Linked DNA regions of Homo sapiens: region 1 is linked to region 2. Evidence: chromatin loops called from intact Hi-C (ENCODE). Cell type or tissue: gastrocnemius medialis. All regions are shown on one strand. Each heading gives the region's core, and the rest is flanking DNA. Links, peaks and the distances in the headings are about the cores only.

Region 1 (2,924 bases), core at 320-2,819, 100 kb before region 2:
TATTCAACAAAACTGCTCACACAGCAGATGGAACAGGCAGAACTGGCCATATGGCATCAAATATAATAAAATCACTTAGTAAATTAAGAGTTAAAATGAGAATTAAATATTGGATACGGTTTTATAGAATTCCATTTTGGGTGCTCATAGATGTATCCATATTTCTTCTAATTATGTGCCCAGTTGCATATTTTCTTAAGAAACAAAGTTAACAAAGTAGTAATTTACATATCATTTAATAAAATATATTTGCTTTAACAGAAAGGCAACATTGCCAGGATCATTGGTGTGGGAGAAAGCAAATTAATTAGCTTTTAAGAGGCCTGGCTTTTGGTTCTAATCCTGCCATCAGATTTCTTTTCACCTTGAATAAGTGATTACTTAAAAGGCTCCCCTTTCTGTACCTGCCAAATAAAGAATTTGAGATAGACCAGCATTTTTCAAACTTGATTTTCAGCCATGCAACAATTTCTTCCAGCATACATTTTATCGGGAAACTCAGTCCACAAATCTAGAGCTGCTTTGCTTGAAGCTCTAGGTGTAGTGAGGAGGAGAGCCTTGGGAGGCCAACTGAACTCCACCCTTCTCCTGCCCCCACCACATCCTAACCTCCAACAGCAGGGGGCAACCTATTCCAGAACTGCAAGCACTGGAGAAAGTAACCACCCTCCAGAGGCTATATTTTGGTGTTTTTATTTCTCCTTTCAACTGAATCTGAAATGCCTGATTTAAGGTGATCTGCTTTGGGGACGCACCATATGTAATTATTCTGATTTTCTGTTCTTTTAGTTACTTATTTCAGTCATATTGTGAATTTCCTTTTCTCTTGTCATTGGTTCTCTCCAAACCGAGGCAGGCGGATCACAGGGTCAGCAGATTGAGACCATCCTGGCTAACAGGGTGAAACCCTGTCTCTACTAAAAATACAAAAAAAATTAGCCGGGCGTGGTGGCGGGTGCCTGTAGTCCCAGCTACTCCGGGGGCTGAGGCAGGAGAATGGCGTGAACCCGGAAGATGGAGCTTGCAGTGAGTCGAGATCGCACCACTGCACTCCAGTCTGGGCGACAGAGTGAGACTCCGACTCCAAAAAAAAAAAAAAAAAAAAAAAAGGTTTGTCCTGCGCCACATTAGCAAATTAGTTTCACTTTGCTAATCCATTTTCATTGGAAATTCTGTGATTTCGGTTATATTTCCTCACCTTGGAGAAAATCTTCTGTCACCAATTTACATCAGCTTCACCCTTCAACATTTCAGAATGCTCAGGCCTCCTTCCATTTCCAGTATACTGTAATGCTGATGTTTTATAATTTCAAACACTTTACATAAAGTTGTGTTAAAGGTTTATTTATCAAATGAAATAATTAATGGCAAATTCATTCAGTCATAGTCTTTTTGCTTATACGGTCAACTAGAACAATCTGCTTGTTTCTCTTCAGGTTGCCATTATTTCAGTCCCTGCCACTAGTTGCAAATTTAATAAAAATTATAATGAAATTTCGCAAGTATATGTCAATTGCAAATTTATGTTTTAATTTTTTGGCGTCAGAGAATATATGTGCATGCTTTTAAATGCCTTGCAGCTTCAAAAGGCTTGTAACATAAAACAGCATTTCTTTCTTCACTTCTCCCTGATTCTTGATTCCTGTCTCTGGCAGGTGACCATTACTTACATTTACTTCTGGTATCTGCTTCTATATTTCTAAATAATATCTTTATTTTTTAAGTGTTATTTTAGATATTACCTATTGCCCATTGCCCAAACCCAAACTCCAAAAGGCACACTTCTACTCCTTCTAAAAACCTAATGAAGTTATGTCACAATTTACATAAATAAATAGTGTTTACATGGTTATGACTCTGTGAGTGTTATCTATAGTTGAACCATGTAAAACACAATAATTACATTTTTATATGCACTACTTTTTGTTTTTCCCGGAATTAGTAATTGCCTTACTTTTTAATTTTACAAGTTTTTTAAGTACTTACTGTTCACAAACTATCTTTAGAATTGCAATTCCTGGCCAGGCACATTGGCACATGCCTGTAATCTCAACACTTTGAGAGGCCAAGGCAGGAAGATCTCTTGAGCCCGGGAGTTCAAGACCAGCCTGGGCAACATAGTGAGACTCTGTCTCTACCAAAATTTTATTTTAAAAATAGCCAGATATGGTGGCATGTGCCTGTAGTCCCAGCTACTTGAGAGGCTGGTGTGGGGAGTCACTTTAGCTTATGAGTTTGAGGTGCCATGAGCCTATCATGCTACTGCACTCCAGCCTGGGCAATAGAGTGAGGCTTTGTCTAAAACAAACAAACAATAACAAAAAACAAACAGAAAACCAACAACAGCAGTGTATTCTTCACTTAATATCCAAAAACATCAGGTAATCTGTGAGTTTTATTATTTAATTTTTTGAGAGCTATCTTATTCTTGCTCCAATTTTGCCTGTTTGCTCTTTTGTCCTGGTGCACCACTGTAATTCTAGGGTTTTACTTCATTACCTCATTTTAGTGTAGTACATTTTCTAGTGGATTTCTGATAAATGGTTCACGGGAGCTACATTTCTTAAAATATGCATATCTGAAAAAAATGTCTTTTTTTTCTATCTTCTCATTTGGTTGATAGTTTGACTCCACAAAATTCATGGCTAGAATTTCAAAAGCACTTTTTGTTATTATTCTTTAGTTTAAGTTCTGGGATACAAGTGCAGAATGTGTAGGTTTGTTACATAGGTATATGTGTGTCATGGTGGTTTGCTGCGCCTATCAACCCATCATCTAGGTTTTAAGCCCCACATGCATTAGCTGTTTGTCCTAATGTTCTCCCTCCCCTCACCCCACACCCACTCACTGGCCCCGGTGTGTGTTGTTCCTCTCCCTTTGTCCATGTGTTCTCATTTTTCAACCTCCACTTATGAGTGAGAATA
Region 2 (2,924 bases), core at 210-2,709:
AGAATGAGCTTGGAGGGCTAAGCCAATGGGAGGGGTGGCGAACTATGACATCCACCATCCTCAGCATGACAAGAAACCCTGAAAAGGAATATGCAAATACCATGTCATCTGAGTGCATTCATTCTTCCCGGGTTCTCTTCAAATAATGACCAGCTGATGTTTTAGGTCCAGATAAAACCAGCTGGAAAAAAGCATTCTTTACAGATGGTAAAAGTCTTTATTTGTTGCAAAGAGGAAAACAACTACAACCACAAATGGGACTTCTTATAATTGATTCTAAATGACAGTTTGCTGTTCTAGGCTTTATGAACCATCTCTATACTAAAAGTAGAAGGGATGCCCCTTTCAGGGAAAGCAAATTATTGGAAATAGAACCCTAAAATAGTGTTTCTCAAACATAAGGGTGCAACCAAATCATCTATAGACCTATTAAAATACAGACTCTGACTTAGCAGATGACGATTCTGCATCTCTAACAAGCTTCCAAGTGATGAAACTGGTCTAGGGAACATACTGTGAGTAGTAAGGCCTTAAAAGAGATATATAATACATGAAAAACTATTTGCAAACTAAAGGCCCTGAACCATGCAAATTACTCAAATTATTCAACATAGCATATATATTCACTTTCAGTTTCCAGTCATATTTTGTTAAGACTTTGTATCAAATTTCTTTCCCTTTTGCTTATCTGATCATCTATGGACAGCCACCAGGCTGCCTGGCACAGCACAAGGAACCTAAAATGGTCTTTGCTGGTCATGGACTCCACATTTACTCTGAGATGTCTGGTTTTGTTTTGTTTTGTTTTGTTTGTTTGTTTGTTGTTTTTCCTGATCATGAGGAAAATTTACAATGACCTCACTTTCCTAAATGCATACAGGCATTTATGCCATCATTGTTGCTTTTTGTCCCCAAATTAGAATCAGTTTCTCTCCAAATCTTGGAAATGCTTGCCTCTATAGAAATCTGTTTTTGAGAAAGTGCTATAAAAATAATGTGGTTATTTTGTCTGAATCCATTGGAACTCTACTCTACGTACCTGAACATGGAGTACCCCGATGAAGACATGGACATGAACAATTAAAAACCCCACGAAACTAAAACCACCAATCTTTTGTTTATTTACCAAGCAATTGACAAGCTATGCAAACAGATAACTCTAAAAGATTTTTAAAATTTGTATAAAATTGTTAATAGGTACTATTTCCAGGCATAATTACATATTTTAAATAGAAAGAGAAGAGGTGGGTGTTTCTGAAATCTTGAGCAACAACTGGACCCATTTTTAGTGATTTAGACACACATAATTAGCAGTTTAATTTCCTCTGTGGCTAAGTTAGTCCTAAGATTTCATCTAATAACAGGCACAATTTTATAGCCAGAAGCAAGTTTCCAGAGCCAGCTTCAGCTCAGCACTGCCCTCTGCCGTTTTCCAACCAATTTACGCTGCTCTGCTCAGGGTAAAAGCATCAGAATTGCAAATTGCAATTGGGCTGCACAAAAATTAATTGTGAGAGAAATGGAGAAGTATAATTCATTTAAAACTCTCTTTAACGAGGCTTTTATTTTTAGCTGAACAACAACAAAAAAGCATGAAAGATTATATTCCGAACCGCCTTTTTTCTGGTCTCTCAGATAATACTCATTATCATATTAGCCTTGAAGCTGGTTTCCCCTTCACACCACTTAGCACAATTAAAGATTATGTTGAATATTTCTATGCAAAGAATGGCCCCAAAGAACTGTTGCTCAAAACAGCAGTTGTTACCCCTTAAGTAGTCAAACTAAGCATGATATGTTTTATGTCTGGCAAGCCCAATTTTGGCTTTAATTCCAAATCTCTTTATGCAATTATATTTTAATGGGAAAATAAAGTTTCTTCTATGCCTAGAGGGCCAGTCCCTTTGTGTTAACACTGAGTGCGACTGACCACCAAGAGTGGAAATGTGTCCTGAAGGTTCCTGCTAATGAGCTGACAAATGTCAAAGCTGTTCTGTTCCAAGTCTGTCCTCCTAGCCTTCTCTTTTCATCAGGATGGGGAGATTTGACAATTATATCAGTCTTTTTATTCAAAATTCAGAAAGGGCTATGTGCTGTGTGCAGAAATGCTATCATTATGTTACAGAAAGTTGTTGCTTAAAATAAGAATCTGAAGAATTTACTAGGATATGGAGAAAACAAATGAATATTCTCATTGGAAATGCAGGTAGACTGAAAGCCCAAAAAGCAATGGCAGCCCAGTGCATTGAAGCTACACGACCTGTGTCCTTCTGTGTGTCCTGCTAGCTAGCTCCAACAAGATTAGCCGGGCTGAGATGCTGTAGATAAAATATCCATGCCACCAGAGTCTTTTACCGGAATTTATAAAGTTTTAACTTAAGTGAAGGCTGGGGTTCATATGTCAGCTCTGGTGCTGTATTAGCTCTGTGGTTTGATCTGGAGAAACTTTCTTCTACTTCCTAAGTCTCAGTTTGCTCATCTGTAACATCAAGGTGATAACCTGACTCATCTAACATGGTTGTTATGAGGTTTCAATTATAATAGATACCTTGTGAACACACATGGAGATGGGCACCCTAAATTTTCATGGATTCTGAATGGTAGGTACAACAAGACAGCTAGGAGAGGGATGCTGGAACAGAGGTAAACAAAGAGCAGACTCATCTCTCTGACAGTAGCTGAGATCCTGGGCTTTCTGGTGCCCAGGCCTGGATTTAAATCCCAGATCCACCATTTTTGATGACCTTGGGAATGTTCCAAGAACAGACTTGGAACAGAACAGTTTTGGCATTTCTCAGCACCTTAGCAGGAATCTTCAGGACAGTTTCAAAGGAAACTCAGTGCTCTCATCTATAAAAGAGGGTTAATGGTGATTCCAACTCATAGCATTATTGTGTACAACACAAGAAAAGTCATCACCCTAG

What was found. Hi-C counts contacts between places; a loop is a spot of excess contacts. Peaks named below come from ENCODE experiments on the same cell type or tissue, not always from the same donor. Only the 100,000 strongest peaks of a DNase experiment are listed, where the experiment ranks them.
Region 1: it touches region 2 in a loop (5-fold over the local background); 10 of 110 quality-filtered maps call a loop at or near these places.

What each region holds. Positions count from the first base shown.
Region 1 is chr9:79,231,449-79,234,372 of GRCh38, reverse strand. No RefSeq gene overlaps it. Among named protein-coding and RNA genes, the nearest start is that of LNCARSR, 340 kb to the left of the region's middle. In gastrocnemius medialis, for the core only: no CTCF peak of the experiment used is centred there; no DNase peak of the experiment used is centred there.
Region 2 is chr9:79,128,571-79,131,494 of GRCh38, reverse strand. No RefSeq gene overlaps it. Among named protein-coding and RNA genes, the nearest start is that of LNCARSR, 440 kb to the left of the region's middle. In gastrocnemius medialis, for the core only: a CTCF peak has its summit at 1,418 (motif pointing left); no DNase peak of the experiment used is centred there.